Regions from separate parts of the Homo sapiens genome. Here region 1 is linked to region 2. Evidence: chromatin loops called from intact Hi-C (ENCODE). Cell type or tissue: mammary epithelial cell. All regions are shown on one strand.

Region 1 (8,000 bases), 370 kb before region 2:
GATGGATACCTTCAATTCCTACCTAAGCCCTTTATCACTCAGCATGACCCTCGATTAAGGGAATTATTTTTTTCATTTAAGTTAACTATGTTTAACTATAGTTTAAAGTCTACTATGTTTGGAATGTTTTGGTTCTAAGAATATGGATTTGTTTACTGCATGGCAGTCATGGAAGTAGTACAAAAAATATTTAAGATTCCCAGCGATTTTTACAATGAACACTGAGTTTTGTAATCAGGAAAAATTATTTTCCCTTTTCCCTCCCCAATACACACACACACCACACACACATACACACAGAGAGAGACAGAGATAGACAAAGACAGAGACGTTGAAAAAGAGACAGACCAAGGAAGAAACACAAAGACAGAAATTTCACGGGCAGAAGACGTAGCCCGGCCATTCTCTGTGATCTAAGTAGCTTGAAGTAACAACCTATAATCATGGTGAGGTATAGCACAAACAATACTGTAATTTGCCTTTCATCATAATTTTGTGTTCCAGAGTTCAGACTGAAAAATGGTAACTGTTTTTGTTCTCTGTAATTTCAATACAATTTAGCTAAAAAGAGAAGAATCTGTAAGAATCAAGAAGGAAGCTGAAGAAGCTGAACTCCAAAAAATGAAGGCAATTCAGAGAGAGAAGGTAAGGAGGAGGAGGATTAGTTCACATTTGCTGATCAACAATTATAGTTTCGTTGTAGAAGATTTTTATTATAGTAACTTTAAAAATTTATCCATCTTTCTCTCTCTCTCTCTTTCTATTCCCCACTCTTCTTTTCCTCATCCAGTTTTTTTCCTTCCATTTTATCCTTCAAAGGAAGATTCATGCTTAGGTCTTGTGATTCTAGAGGAGGCACTCTCTTTACGGAGCATAGCCTGTATTTCAGGTAGAACAAAGACAATTGTTAAGTCATCACCAGGAACAGGGTGAAGAGGCTTGCAGACCCTTAATAATTATTGTATTGCAACCTCTTGTCCTAAAGATCATTTATTCGTTGTCATTTAATACCCATCATTGGCTGGCGTGTGGGTCATTTACAGCTAATTTCTTCATGGGTCAATAATGTACGCTATTCATAAATGTTTGTGGTTGAAACTGTTTCCTTTCTTTTTTTTTTGAGACGGGGTCTCACTCTGTTGCACAGGCTGGAGTGCAGTGGTGTGATCACAGCTCACTGCAGCCTCAGTCTCCTGGGGTCAGGCAGTCCTCCCACCTCAGCCTCCTGAGTAGCTGGGACTACAGGTTAACACCACTATAGCTATTTTTTTTTTTTTTTTGTATTTTTTGTAGAGACAGGGAGGGTTTCACCATGTTGCCAAGGCTGGTCTCGAACTCTTGGGCTCAAGGGATCCACCTGCCTTGGCCTCCCAAAGTGCTGGGATTACAGGAATGAGCCACCATGCCTGGCCTAAACTGTTTAAACATTGTCTAAAAGTAGTGTTTTTCCCTTTCCTAATATGATAACTGTAATTCTGTTGGCATAAATTTGCCAGGATGTGAGAGATGGGGAGAGAGAGTTGATCTGTAGACCCTTCCCATTGAAAATATGGCCCTTGAACAAGCACCATTGGCATCATCTGGGAGTTTGTTAGAAGAGCAGAATCTTGAGCCCTACCTCAGACCTACCGAATCAGAATCTGCATTTTAACAAGCTCCCCAGGTAATTCCTGTGCACATAAAAGCTCGAGGAGCATAAATTTAAATGACCTTGCAAAAGAAGGGGTGACCCATCCTTGTTCTTCCACAGATGTGATTTCTCTGGCTGATTGGCCTGCACTGTCACCATGATCCTAGCCTTCCCTGTTGTAGATAAATCTGTAGCTTTTCATGTTAAATGTGAGCCTAGTTAGTAGCTTGTGTCAGATAAGAAAAATGAACATTAGCCATCTAGAAATGACATATTTCACATTGCCAGTGTGGAAATGGCCGAGGGAAGTGATAATGGCTGTGCTTATGGAGCACTTATATTTTAAAATGCACAGCAAACACACACATGGACATCAGCCTGCAAACACGCTGCCCTCCTCCCCAGGCAAATGGCTGCTGCCCAGTAAACTCTGAGCCAAGTAGAATCCAAGCAGCCTATTGCCACCCAAGAGCCTCTAGCCTTGTCTCTGGTCTTCCCCCACTGGCTGCTGGTCCCCTTCTGCCCTTCATTTCCTTCTCTCCCAAAAGAAGTCAGGGGACACTGGGTCTCATTCTGATTGGTCGTCATCTCTGTGTGCAGCATTTAGTGAGGGAAGAATAGACTGGATTCCTTGCCAGCATTTGTGCATGTTCTTTGATCCTTAATAGACAGACAGGTGTGAAAGTCAACCAGCTCTTTAGTATCCAGTCATGTCAGTGGGGCCCAGGAAGAGTTAATCCTATGGGTACAAAGGGAAATTTGGAGACAGCACTGGTATACTTGAGTTGTATTCAGTTCAGGAATGTAACTTGCATTCCCTAGACTAGAGTCTGTCACAGTATATATACTTCTAGTGATGTTCTGTAGCTTCCTTGTACTGCCTTGTACTGTGGGAATTGTCACATTTTCAGGATTTTTTTGAGCTACTTGGCTTCATCATTGTCAGTTTGAAACCGACTGTGGTGGAAAATATTTACGATGTGGAAATCAGTAAATGCTACAGATTAATTTCCCCTCCTGCTCCTACCTGCTAGACCTGATTAAATGTTGACCAGCACACCACTGCTTAGCACTAAATGAAAAAGGTATTTTCTTACCCTCCCCTACCACCCATATTCTAAAGCCAAACCTCAGAGGGCTAGGGAGAGTAAAGATTTGGGGAAATAGCTGGCCTATTGTGTGTATGATATTTATTGATTTAAAAATAGATTATAATTCATGTAGTGGGCAGAATAATGCTCCACCCCAAGATGTCCACGTTTTATCCCTGGAACCTAGGAACATGTTTCCTTACATGGGTAAGGGGATTAAGGTCACAGGTGGAATTAGGGTTGCTAATCAACTGACCTTAAAATAGAGAGCGTATCCTGCAATATCCAGGTGCCCAATATAATCACAGAGGTCCTTAAAATTGGGAGAGGGAGATAGAGAATGAAGAGATGATACCAGGAGAAAGACTCAGCCCACCACTGCTGGCTTTGAAGATGTAGGAAGGGGCCATTAGCCCAGGAATGTGGGTAGCCTCTAGAAGCTGGAAAAGACCAGGAAACTGATTATTTCCCTTTGAGCCTCCAGAAGGAACACAGCCTTTCTGGCACCTTGATTTTAGCCCATTGATACCCGTTTTGTACTTCTGACCTCCAGAGCTGTAAGATAATAAATTTGTATTGTTTTAAGCTGTTAACTTTGTGGTAATTTATTATACCAGCAATAGGAAACTAATACTACTCATGTGGTTTTATAATGATGCATTAATTTCTTTTCCAAGAAATCTATAAAGCAGAGACAACGTCTCTAAGACATTAGAGCATTAGAGTAAAAAAGCAGTCTACCAGATGCAAGTGTTTTGCCACTGGTTCTTTCAGTATAAATAGACAGGTTTTCCTAACTCCCCACAGCAAGCATTTCACCCAAATTTAGTGCTATGGGAGTAAATCACATTTTCCCCCCATAATCACATGATAAATAATAATTTTATTTTCCCAGACTTTCATAATACCCACAAACCTAAAATATGAAAATCTTCTAACTCCATTTTAAAGACTCTCTCAATTTCCTGGGTTCATCTTATTCTGCCTTCGATCTACATATGTTTGAGATAATATACGGTATTATATAGTTTCCAGATACAGCCATCCTTTAGATATGGGAGATTGGTTGCTGCCTCCCCCTCCCCCCACAACACAATGGATACCAAAATCCTATATAAAATGGAGTAGTATTTGCAATAGCATATGTACATCCTTTGTATGCTTTAAGTCATCTCTAGATTATTTATAATACCTAATATGATGTAAATGTTGTGTAAATAGTTGTTATACTATATTGTTTAGGGAATAATGACAAGAAAATAGTCTTACATATTCAGTATAGATGCAACCGTCTATTCCTCATCCCCTGAATATTTTCCATCGGAAGTTGGTTGAGTCAGCAGATATGGAACTCACAGATAAGGAGGACCAACTATACTTCATTTGATTCCCCAACCTCTTGGTATCATAACCTCAGAGAATTCAGGAAACCAGCTAAAGATCTGAGTGGCTTCCAACACCTTTCCTTGCTCTTTCCAGTAAGCCATGGCTGTGAAAGTCATTTGAAGCACTGGAAGTCACAGTGTTTCATGCAGACACTGAGAAGCACAGTTAGTTTTAATGCTATACGGTGAAGTAGGAACTAACTGGTAGAAAATAAGTTATGCATATTAGATGCAGAGCTGCATACAGGTACATGTTAAGGGATCACACTTGTTGCTTTCTTATTTCTAGGAAGCAAGTAGTAGCAAGGGCTAACAGTTTAAGAACAATTTTAGGGGTAAACTCAACATTGAGGAAGTTATTTCAATGTTGTTTATATAAATTGGGAAACATTTCCATTTCTGAAAACTTTCAGGGAACATCAGTGTTTCCAAGAAATGTGGCTCCTACATCATGCATTTCTTTGTGGATGACTTGGTGGAAGCATTAAGCCTTTGGTTATTGAAATGTAATAGGATCTCGCTAATTAACCCCATAATGTGGTAATGTTAGTATCTCTAAAATAAACATGTGGTACTAAGAGTGTAGGCTGATAGCTTTTCTGTGCTTCACTTACCTTATTTGTAAAATGGGTATAATAATGTAATAGTGAGACTGGTAGGACTAGAGGATGCAATATATACACAGCCCTTAGTACAATACCTAGCACTTGGTAAGCACTCAGTAAAGTACCCTAACCTAATTATAAATGTAAAGAAGTGCTTTAACACTATCTCGTTGGAATCTATTATATCAACCTCTTGGAAGGGGGGCGTAGAGAGTATTATTATTTTTATGCATGAATTGGATGGGTTCAATTATTTCATTTCTACTAAACCCACATGAATGAAGTTGCTGGAGAGAAAAACATATGTGACTTTTGTTTTTTCTTTTGCCACACTACATTTCTGAGATTTGATCTCAGCTGGGTCTTTCACAATGCCCAATGCCCAGCATTTTTTTTCTTTGCATTGTAACTGGGAACCAAACCCAATTACCAAAATCCTTGCTGGCTTTATGTTCTTATGCTCTCCTTTCATTTGCAGCACGTGACCTTGTCTCTCACTTCATAGGAAATAAAGGTTGCCAGCCTTAAGTATCTTTATTTTTCTCTTTTCTTACTCTCCCTTTGCTGCACCTACCCCCATCCTATCTCAGGAGGAATCAGAAAGTCCTTTTCCTCATTGGTACCATGGATTCTTCCATATGTGTTCACCATTTCATCTTCCCTCCGGTCTCCCCAGGGACCTTGCTTCTCTATCAGTTAAGCTCCCTTTCTCCTCTCACTTTCTTGTTTTGTTGTTTGTTTTGTTTTTGTTTTTCTTTCTCAGGATTTAATCTTACTCAAATCTCTCACCTTAAAAACAAATTTTCCATATAGTGGTCTGCTTTCAACTCCTCTGTCCCAAGCATTATGGTTCGAACTTCTTGAAAGACTCCTCTACCATATTTGGTTCCCAAATGTCAGTCTGTGGACAATCACCTGAACCAAAGAATCTCTATTTAAAAAAAAAAATGTTCCCCAGGAGATGTGTGGATCAGCTAGCTTAAGAACTTACCTTCTCTGATTCCTTTCCTTCTCTGATTCCTCATTTGTTGGTGGGCTGAATTTGGCTTTTGTTTCTAATGCTTCTCTGGTTCTAATCTACCTAAGATCACCAACGGTGTTCTTAACTGAAAAATCCAGCTGGGCGGAGTGATTCATGCCTGTAATCCCAGGACACTGGGAGGCCAAGAAGGAAAGATTGCTTGAGCCCAGGGCTTTGAGACCAGTCTGGGCAAGATGGTGAAACCCCAGCTCTTAAAAAGAAAGAAAGAAAAGATCCCAGTAAAGATTCTTAAATTCCTCACTTATTTTTGCTCTGTGTAAAATTAAATATTAAGGCTGGGTATGGTGGCTCATGCCTGCAATCCCAGCACTTTGGGAGCTAAGGCGGGCCAATTGCTTGATCCCAGGAGTTCAAGAGCAGCCTGGGAAACATGGTGAGACCCCATCTCTACAAAAACACATATATTAGCCAGGTGTGGTGGTACGTACCTGTAATCCCAGTTACTCAGGAGGCTGAGGCATGAGGATCACTTGAACCTGGGAGGCAGAGGTTGCAGTGAGCCCAGATGGCACCACTGCACTGCAGCCTGGGTGACAGAGCAAGACCTTGTCTCAAATAAATAAATACATAAATAAAATTAAAATTTAAAATTAACTATTAAGTACTCTGTCCTTCAAATTCCACCTCCTGAATGTCTCTGGGATCCTTTCCTTGTACTTGTTTTTCCACTATTGATGCTTACCAGATCCCATCCCGTGGTCTCCTCTGATACTGCTGGGCCTAGGCCCCCTCTCCTTAGATGAAAAATTCCACATTTAAGGATCTAGTTATTGTTTGTACTGATTTCTGCAGTCCATATCTTCAGGCCAGACCATATTTCTAAATTCCAGAACCATATATTTTGCTGCATGCTTGATATTTCTCCCTAAATATTCCACAAGTATACCTCAAATCCAATAAATTCAAAATTGAACTCATATGTTCATTCTGGTGCTCTTAAATGATAGTAATCTTAGACTCTTCCTCCTTTTCTTACTCATCCCATATCCCTATCATCATGCTTCCTATTATTTCTGTCCTTTAAGTTTTTCTGAAGACTGTCCTTTCTTCTTTCTTCCCTGTACCTGCTGACTTAACTTGGGGCTTGTAATTTATGGCCTAGATTACTGTGAGAATCACCCCAGGGGTTCTCGTGTATTTGTGGCCCTTGCTGCAGTTTAACCTCCATGTTGCTATAAGAGTGAGCCACTTCCTTTCCTGCTTAATATAATGGCTTACTGTTGGGTTTCATAAAGTCCAAACTCCTTTACTTGGCACATACATTCCTATATAATTATTCCTTCTTACTTTCTCATCCTTATCTTCTACTCCTTTCTCTATAAACGTTGTTCAATTTATCCATGAGCTTCTTGGGTTTCCTTGAGCTAACATATTCTCTTGTACCTTTGTATATTAAAAACGTTAAGTTCTGGGAATGCCCCTTTCCTGTCCAGGGTTACTACCAGCCCATGGTTGCCTTTGTGCAAATTAGAGACCAATTCTCCATCCAGGCGGTCAATTCTGTGGGTGCTCAGACTGGTGATAGATAGTGCCTTTGTGAGACACAGAAAAAGACACCTCCTCTGCGCTAAAGCAGCCACAAGCTGCAGTACAAATCTTGGTGAGCTGAACACTGGCTCTATTTTTCCTTTCCTACTCCCCTCCTGCCTGCTGGGACCCCATGGGCTGAACAACCCATATAATGGAGTGTAGTAACCCTGTTCCTACCTTCTCCTCCTCCTGAAACACTCTTGCTTAAGATTGGGTTGGATATAGAATTTCTCTCTCTCATTAGAGCCATGGTATTTATCCTTTTATTTGGTCATCAGCTCTTTGGGGAATATGAAGAAAGCTGTGAGTCCACTCTCCATAGAAAGAAGCACCCTCATAACATGCAGCTTACCCAAAGTTAGAAACCACATTCCCAGTGTTATTCCGCTTCTTGGCTCTCGTGCTCAGGATGGAGTCTAACATTAAGTAGGCATTGAGTTACTGTGGAACTTTTGAGAGCATTTCCTGACAATCCATATAAGTGCTTTTTCTGCATTCTTACTGTTATTTGCAAACTGCTGTCCCCTAATGTGTTTAGCATACTGCCATCATTTCTTTTTTGTCTGTGTCCCCAACGAGGCTGTAACATTTTCCAGAATGGGCACTTCTCTGTTCGTAGCTGTATTCCCAGCATCTAACATGGTACCGAGCATATAACAGGCATTTGATATGAATAGGGATTGAATACAATTTTTCAACTACTCCAGAAATACTACT
Region 2 (8,000 bases):
GCCTTGATAGCAGTTTCTTATTTCCCAGTTCTTGTCAGGCAGGTGGATGGGTGGCCTTAGGGAATAGACCTTCCTCTGTTCATCTCTTCTTCACTTTGGTGCCAGCAAAGCTGGATATGCAGCATATCTCTAAACATTGTGTATATCTTTATATGGTTATATATACACAGTATATCTTTACTTGATTACTGGCTCTTAAAAGATTGGAAGAGGAACCTTGGTGACAGAGTAATTCTGAGATTGAACGCTACCCCTCATTTTCCCTCTAGCTCTGATCTGCCTTTCCATCAGAGGAGAGATGGGGAAGGGGAGAAGGAAGCAGAACTAAGTCTAGCATATACCTACAAATGCCTGTTTTGTGATTTTCTATACAAACACACTTATAATCAAGAAAGCCAGGCCAGGCATGATGGCTCATGCTTGTAATCCTAGTACTTTAAGAGGTCAAGGTGGGAGGATCACTTGAGCCTAGGAGTTTGAGACCAGCTTGGGCAACATAAGGAGACCTCATCTCTATAAAAATTAATTTTTTAAAATTAGCTGGGTGTGGCGACATCCACCTGTGCTCTTCAGGAGGCTGAGGCAGGAGGATTGCTTGAGCCCAGGAGGTAGAGGCTGAAGTGAGCTGTGACGTGCCACTGCACTCCAGCCTAGGTGACAGAGCAAGACCCCGTCTAAAAAAAAGAAAAGAAAAGAAAGAAAAAGAAAAACAAGAAAAGTGCCTTTGTCCTAGCTCAGTGGTCCTCAAACTTGAGCATGTATGCATTGCACCACCACCTCCTGGAGGGCGTGTTAAAACAGGCTGCTGGGACCAGCCCCAGAGTTTCTGATCCAGTAGATTTGGGGTGGGGCCTGAGAATTTGCATTCAGCACCAGTGAGCTGGTGTTGCTGGCCTGGGGCCTCATCTGAGAATGACAATCCCTTTCACATCCTCAAAGATTCACAGAGGCACAGACTGGAGATTTTCTGGGAGCTTGATATCCAGGCCAAAGAAGCAGCAGACTCAAGCCACCGATGCAACGGACAGGGAAAGTTTGTCCTCTTCTACCCGGGAATGAACTATGAACTTTTCTTTCCCATTTAATCAGAAACTTCTAGGTCAGAGTTGCTACGGACCCATTTTGTTTCAGGAAAATTCAGTAACCAGCAGCACCTCTCAGATGCACTTTCAATGTCTGCTTTAAAAAAAAAAAAAAAAAAAAAGAACAAAAGGCTTCATGACCCAGGATGAATTAAAACTCTAGCTAGAGACCCAAGAGGTAATGCTGCTCTCATTTTATACCTTTTGGGTGTTGAAGGATTGCAATTCCCCTCAGAAACCTTATAGGTAAGTTTCAGAGTCAAAAAGAGAGCGCATGACTGTCTATAACCTCAAGGTACAAAGAAAGTATTCCCAATATCTGTATCTGCACCCCAGCTTTTTGAGCTCTAAAACCATTGTTATTTATGTGCACAGATATCAATCATAAAAATAACATTCTTCTAAGACTAGACTTTTAGGGTGTCTTCTGGCCTTGAGATTGTAACTGAAGTTTTGTAGGCAGTACTTGATGCATTCCAGTGAGGGACCTGGCTGCGCAGCAGAGACACCTAGGCAGTTTAGAAGATACCCATACCCTGACCCCAACCTCAGCCAGGATAATGAACCCAATTAGTCTGATAGTGACTGGGTAGTTTTTTAAAGATGCTCCCAGATGATAAGAATATGTAGCAGGTATTGAGAAGCATTGTTACTAATTAAGTGTTCCCATGAATAGTTGTTTGGTGACATCTCAATTTAGTTAAGGGTTTACTATAGTCTCATGACTTGCATATATATTCCACGTATTGAAAATTTAATAACCTCTTACATTTGTAGACAGCAAAGTATTTTCCCTGTTACCATATTTGACTTTTGTTAGAATCAGAGCCTGGAAAACTATAACTACTACTAACCTCATTTTTCAGACTGAGAAATGGAGGCAGAGAGAGAATAAGGCTTCACCTAATAAAGCTGAGACTTGAACTTTGGTCTCTGGATCTGTATGCCCATATCCTTTTACAAGCCATCGTCATAAAATACACTCCTGAAAGCTGGGACAAAATACCACTAGCCCACCCAGGAATCCCTAGCGTGACTCCCTCCCTGAAGCAGTAACTCTGAAAAGGTGGCTCACCTTGACTGGCATCTGGCTGCTGGGGATCCTGGGATCTGACAAAAAGGAGCCGGGACATCAGAAAATATGATCTCAGAATTCCCAGGGGCTTCAGAAAACAACTGGCTGAGAACTGGCCAACCCATGTTTATGGCTTGGCTGATGAACCCCCAAGACTAAGACCTGCAGGACATGGATAAGGGACATTGCATCTCCAAACATGACCCTATCGAGTCCACTCCACAAAGCTGGAGCCATTCCATGTTGCCATCTTCTCAAAGATCAGAGACCTTGCTATGCACATGCCAAACACAGACCTTTTGATAGCCCCCTAATATTTTTCATTTTCAGGATTATAGGAGTCCTTCTGAAGACGAACCCAAACTTCACCCCAATTGACAATTCCATTTATTTTCTAAGCTTTGCATTTACATTTCTTTTCATCCACATTAGTCCTCTACATCTGTCAGATTAATTAGAGTGTTTTAAAATTTCTATAGTTCTTTATTCCAAAATCTTATCATTCAGACGGCACTGCCGGTTTCTTTGAATTCAGAAAGTTCTGATAATCTAATTTTGGGAAAATACTACAAAAGAATATCCCGACTCCTTTCTTCTGAACAAATTATTCACATGAAAGAGATCTTTTAAAAAATGTATGTACATTTTATCTTATTTTAAGCCAGCTGTAAATTAACAAAAACCAGTTAGTTAACACTCTGAATAAACATCCAACACAACCACATGTTACCTACGCCATCAGAATGCCTGTAGATTTGCGTAGAGAAGTGCAGGTAACTTCAACAAACCTCTCAGCGAACAGCCTGGAGCAGAAGCCAGAAACAGTTACCAGGCTGAGGAAGCTGGGCAAAGGACGCCCCTATTTTCTTCTCTTGGCTAATGAGCACCCATGTCCAGCTTCCCAGGAGGATTTGTGATCTACCTTCTCAGGATACGGCATATTCATCATCTGTTACACGCTAGGATCATTAATAATAAGTTACCAAGAAAATTCACATGAATGAATAAACTCATTTATGGTCACGCTGTAACAAGTAGGCCTTGCAATGAATTTATGCATTTTTAGATAAGTGCAATTTTAGATAAGTAAATTATGATAGCTTCATTTAACCCTTCAAAACAAGACAAAAAAAGGAAACCGAACTACCAAAGAGAGCAACCAAAGAAATCTCTGCCCATTCAAGGATAAAAGAAACCTTCTGAGATACTGCCACCTAGTGGACGCTGTCCAACATTGACAATCCTGACAACGCCGCAGTCAGCCTTTGCAGATTTGAAACCCCAACGTCTAAAAACAATAGAGATGAGGATATTTCACAATATTTTTTTAAAATCTTCTCATTGTGGTATTTTTCTATTTAGACTGCATTAACTTTTCATCTTTGCTGTCAGAGTACATTTAAACAGACAGGAAAACAACCAATGTGATTTTTTTTTTTAAATTTCAACTTCTATTTAACTCATAAAAAAATGCTGGGATTACACAATTTCTTCTGCAGGAAACAAAGTACACAAAAGATCAATGTGATTGTGTAACTGTGGTCTCTAGTACTGCCTCTCCTGAACTCAACATCCAAGAAGTGCAATTCCCAGGAGCCTGGCTGTGCAGACTTTGTCTCTGGTCCATTGAGACCAGCTTCCTTCAGATCTTTTAAACATCTTTTCAAACGTTTTAGGATATTTGCCAAACTTAAGGAGGAGGGAGATGTCTCAGAGCTGGCTCAATCTCAGTAAACTAGGGCCACTCAGGAGAGATGGTACTGTGTAAGAATAAGTATAAACACTTAGGAGTATTTTCAACTCCTTTAAGTAGTTATGGGAATTTTGCTTCAGGCAATTTAAACATTTACAGCAAAGGATACGCCCCTCTTTGTAAATTCAGCTGAATAACTGCCCCAAACAAGACTTTGATAACATTCCAATTCAGGAGAGAATGTTATTAAGTTGTTTTTAAGATTGTTTTACTACAGTGTTTTTTTTTTCAACTTACAAAGTAATATAAATAGGCCTGGTGCAGTGGCTCACACCTGTAATCCCAGCACTTTCGGAGGCTGAGGCAAGTGGATCAACCTCAGGCCAGGAGTTCAAGACCAGCCTGGCCAATACAGCAAAACCTCGTCTCTACTAAAAATATTTTCAAAATTATCTGGGCATGGTGGCAGTTGCCAGTAATCCCAGGTACTCGGGAGGCTAAGGCACGAGATCGCTTGAGCCCGGGAGGCAGAGGTTACAGTGAGCCGAGATCACACCACTGCACTCCAGCCTGGGCAACAGAATGAGACTCCATCTCAAAAAAAATAAATTAATAATAATAATAATAAATAGATTTCAGCTCCAACTGAGAACATTCTCAGCTGCAAAGATATTCTGAAAAGGTCAAGTTGCTGGAGTCTGGGCTTATCAGACTGAAAATCTCACCTGTGCATTGTGATGTGAATTGTGTGATCCATGTGGTACCTGTCAATCAGAGCACAGAAGAAGGAATTTGTACAGCCAGATGCTTTGGAAATCACTGGCACCAGCTTATAGCTGGGGTCTCAGGTGGCTGCCTCCCTCTGCAATACCAGCAGCAGCTGCAGAGACATCTGGCTGGTTGAACAAGGATTTAACACCCCGTTTGCCAGATATAATACAGGGTTCATACACTTGTTAACATATGTAATGCATTCATTTTAACATCTTAATGATACCCTTCATGTAATTCTTCTCCAACCTAGTTACAAGAATAGTGCATTCATCAGCCGAGTTAGCACATGAATGCCACACATGGGTTATTTCTGAAAATGAATAGCCAGTTTCCAATTCCTGCAGAGAAGTCCTGCAGATTTCCACCTTGTAAATAGCTGGGAAATCCATTCCCTCCTCTCCAACCTGGGTACCACTGCCTTCCTTCAAGTTTTCATCATTTCTCATTAGGACTAGCATAATAGCTTCCTACCTCCTCTTCCTGTCTCCTGCCCTCCTCAAAGTGATCCACTGAGGTTAGAGTGCATCCTAAAGTACATGTCCCTTCTTAAAATCCTCTGGGGGCTGCTTCCAGACTTCAGGTTCAAGTCCACGTTCCTTACCAGGGCTTAGAAGGCCCTGCATAACTGGGCCTGTGTAATATTGTAATATAATAAGAAATATGCAATTCGTCTTCATCCCAGGTTCCTAGCACTGAGCTCCTAAAGCCTTTGGAATTTCCCGCATGACAGGTGTCACAGAAGCATCCTTTGTTATTCAAAATCAGCCCCTTCCAACCTTACCTGAGTTTATGCTAATGATGTGACCCTTGGAGAATGGGATCTGGTTTCCAGAGGGACCGGTCATGTGATTAGAAGATTGGATCTTTCAGTCCCAGCCTGTATTAGTCTGTTTTCACACTGCTATAAAGAACTGGCCAAGACTGGGTAATTTATAAATGAAAGAGGTTTAATTGGCTTACGGTTCCGCATGGCTGGGGAAGCCTCAGGAAACCTACAGTCTTGGTGGAAGGCAAAGGAGAAGCAGGCACCTTCATCACAGGGTGGCAGGACGGAGTGAGTGCAAGCAGGGGAAATGCCAGATGCTTATAAAACCATCAGATCTCATGAGATTCACTACCATGAGAACAGCATGGGGGAACCACCCCCCATGATCCAATTACCTCTACCTGGTCCCACCCTTGACACTTGGGGATTATGGGAATTACAATTGGAGGTAAGATTTGGGTGGAGACACAGAGCCAAACCATATCACACCCCTTGACTTCCTGACCTCCCGGTTGACATCAACCACCAATGGCCAATGATTTAATAAACTATGTCTATGTAATGAAGCCTCCATAAAAACTCTCAACAGTGGGCTTGAGCCAGGGTAACCACTGCCTTCCTAGCAGGTGAACATGCCAGGTGCTGAGGGAGTGGCATGCCCTGAGAGGCAAGGAGGCTCCACGACCCTCTCCATCCCCATACCTGGCCCTAAGCATCTCTTCCATTGGGTGGATCCTGATTGTATCCTTTATAATAAGCTGGTCATAGTAAGTCAAGTGCTTTCCTGAGTTCTGTGAGCCATTCAAGAATATTACCGAACCTGAGTAGGAGGTCATGGGAACCCCCGATTTGTAGCTGGTTGGTCAGAAATACAGGCAACAACCTAGCACTTGTGAATGGCATCTGAAGTGGGACAGTCTTGTGGGGCTGAGCCTTTAACCTGTTGGGGCTGTGTTACCTCCCAATAGTTAGTATCATAATTGAATTGCAGAACATCCAATTAGTGCCTGAAGAGTTGGAGAACTGCTTTGTGTGAGGGCAAACGCCACATATTTGGTGTCAGACAGGTTATGAGAGTACAGAGAAAAACATTAGTTTTTCACTTAGTCTGGTTACCACTCCGAAATCCCCTAATATTCTTCCCCTGTACTCCCAAACCTCATCACCTGGAAGGAGGCTCTGGGATGCCATAGGTTCCAGCCTCATGAAATTACTCTTAGTTCCACCTGCAAGAACTCTGCCCTCCTGTACATGCAGACTTTTGCACACACTGCTCCCTTGGAAAGCTGCCTTAGCCAGTGTTTCATCAATAGCTCATCCTTAATTGCAACGCTCTTATTTCCACGGCATTCTTGGCTAACAAGGCACAGAAAGAGTGGCCACTGGGTGTTGTGCAATAGCTAATGAGATAGGCTTTAGTATCGCTGCCCCAGCCTCTCGCTTTCCTCCCTCCCCTAAAGCTCACACTGACCTTGCAATCCACAGGATGTGGGGGAACACATATATGCACCTGGATGGAGCTGGTGACCCCTGGTTCCTTATGAAGAGCCCATAGTGCAAAAACACCCAAAGCAAAGAACTTTAAGAGCAGGATTCATTGAGTTCTCTGTTGCCTGAATACATGTTATAAAAGATCATGGTGGATTGCCCTTCTCAGCCTAGGTTCCGTAGAGCAGAGCCCTATAAGACACCAGGAAGGGAGAGGACAGGAGCACTGGGGGAGGTGAGAGGGCAGGTCCTCACCCTCCCCAGAGGAGAGGGGAAAAATCATGAGGTGGGCAAGGGGTCCAGTGGCCCAGCAGGCAGATAGGAGGAGCGAAGGTAGGTAGGGTATAGACCCCACTCATCCCGAAGGTAAAAGCCATCCTCACCTTAAATTTGTAACTTAACATTCTGATCCCTATAATTCTTTATTTTTAATATAAAAGTACTGACTAATCAAATTCTCCCAAAGCCAAACTCTTGTCAACATGAATTCTACACACTCCGCACCACCACTACCACTGCACTCAGCCTCCTAATTGCTCCAGCTCCTACTGAATCAGCGGCCACCATCCCATGCCCATCAGTGAAAATTCTCAGTGAAAAACTTTACCAAGATGTGAGTTGGCCTCCTCCCCAAACCCCAAATACAGTCACTGGTGGATCATTTCTTCCAAAAGAAGTCTGCTAATTGGAAGAGACTCGTTTTTGCAAACAGTTCATGTCCTCTACCTACCAAAGAGCTAAAGAATAGCATGTCCTTGTTTTCATAAAGCAGACTGATGCTTTTCCTGGGAGTGCGATGGGTATGCTGGGAATAGAAAATTAGTTTTTATTGTTTAACCTTCATGGTTTAAATGAGAAAGCTTCTGCTACAGATAAAGGTCCCCTTGGGTTTTCATAAAGTAGTCTTATGACAGCAATGTTAGTCTTCATAAAGAGCCCGATTTTCAAATGTCTTATACTATACTACTGGTTTAAAAAGTGTCATCTAAAAGTTTGGCAGAGTAACTGCAGTGTGGCATCTTGGGCTAATTGTGCTATTTACCATGTCTCTGTTTTCCTCTGCCACTTGAAAAATAATGCCACCTTCCATTGGCAGTGCTTTCTACATTGACAAATCCTCAT

What was found. Peaks named below come from ENCODE experiments on the same cell type or tissue, not always from the same donor. Only the 100,000 strongest peaks of a DNase experiment are listed, where the experiment ranks them.
Region 1: it touches region 2 in a loop (13-fold over the local background); 4 of 110 quality-filtered maps call a loop at or near these places.

What each region holds. Positions count from the first base shown.
Region 1 is chr13:42,955,900-42,963,899 of GRCh38, reverse strand. EPSTI1 (epithelial stromal interaction 1) reads left to right here. Exons shown (of 11, transcript NM_033255.5): 5 at 562-645. LOC105370178 (a long non-coding RNA gene) reads right to left here and starts at 5,767. Exons shown (of 3, transcript XR_941910.3): 1 at 5,703-5,767; 2 at 5,501-5,626; 3 at 3,095-3,161. In mammary epithelial cell, no CTCF peak of the experiment used is centred here; no DNase peak of the experiment used is centred here.
Region 2 is chr13:42,590,545-42,598,544 of GRCh38, reverse strand. The region is part of intron 2 of TNFSF11 (TNF superfamily member 11); the gene reads right to left. Among named protein-coding and RNA genes, the nearest start is that of TNFSF11, 20 kb to the right of the region's middle. RefSeq lists enhancers at 4,569-5,276, 3,084-5,310. In mammary epithelial cell, a CTCF peak has its summit at 3,379 (motif pointing left); no DNase peak of the experiment used is centred here.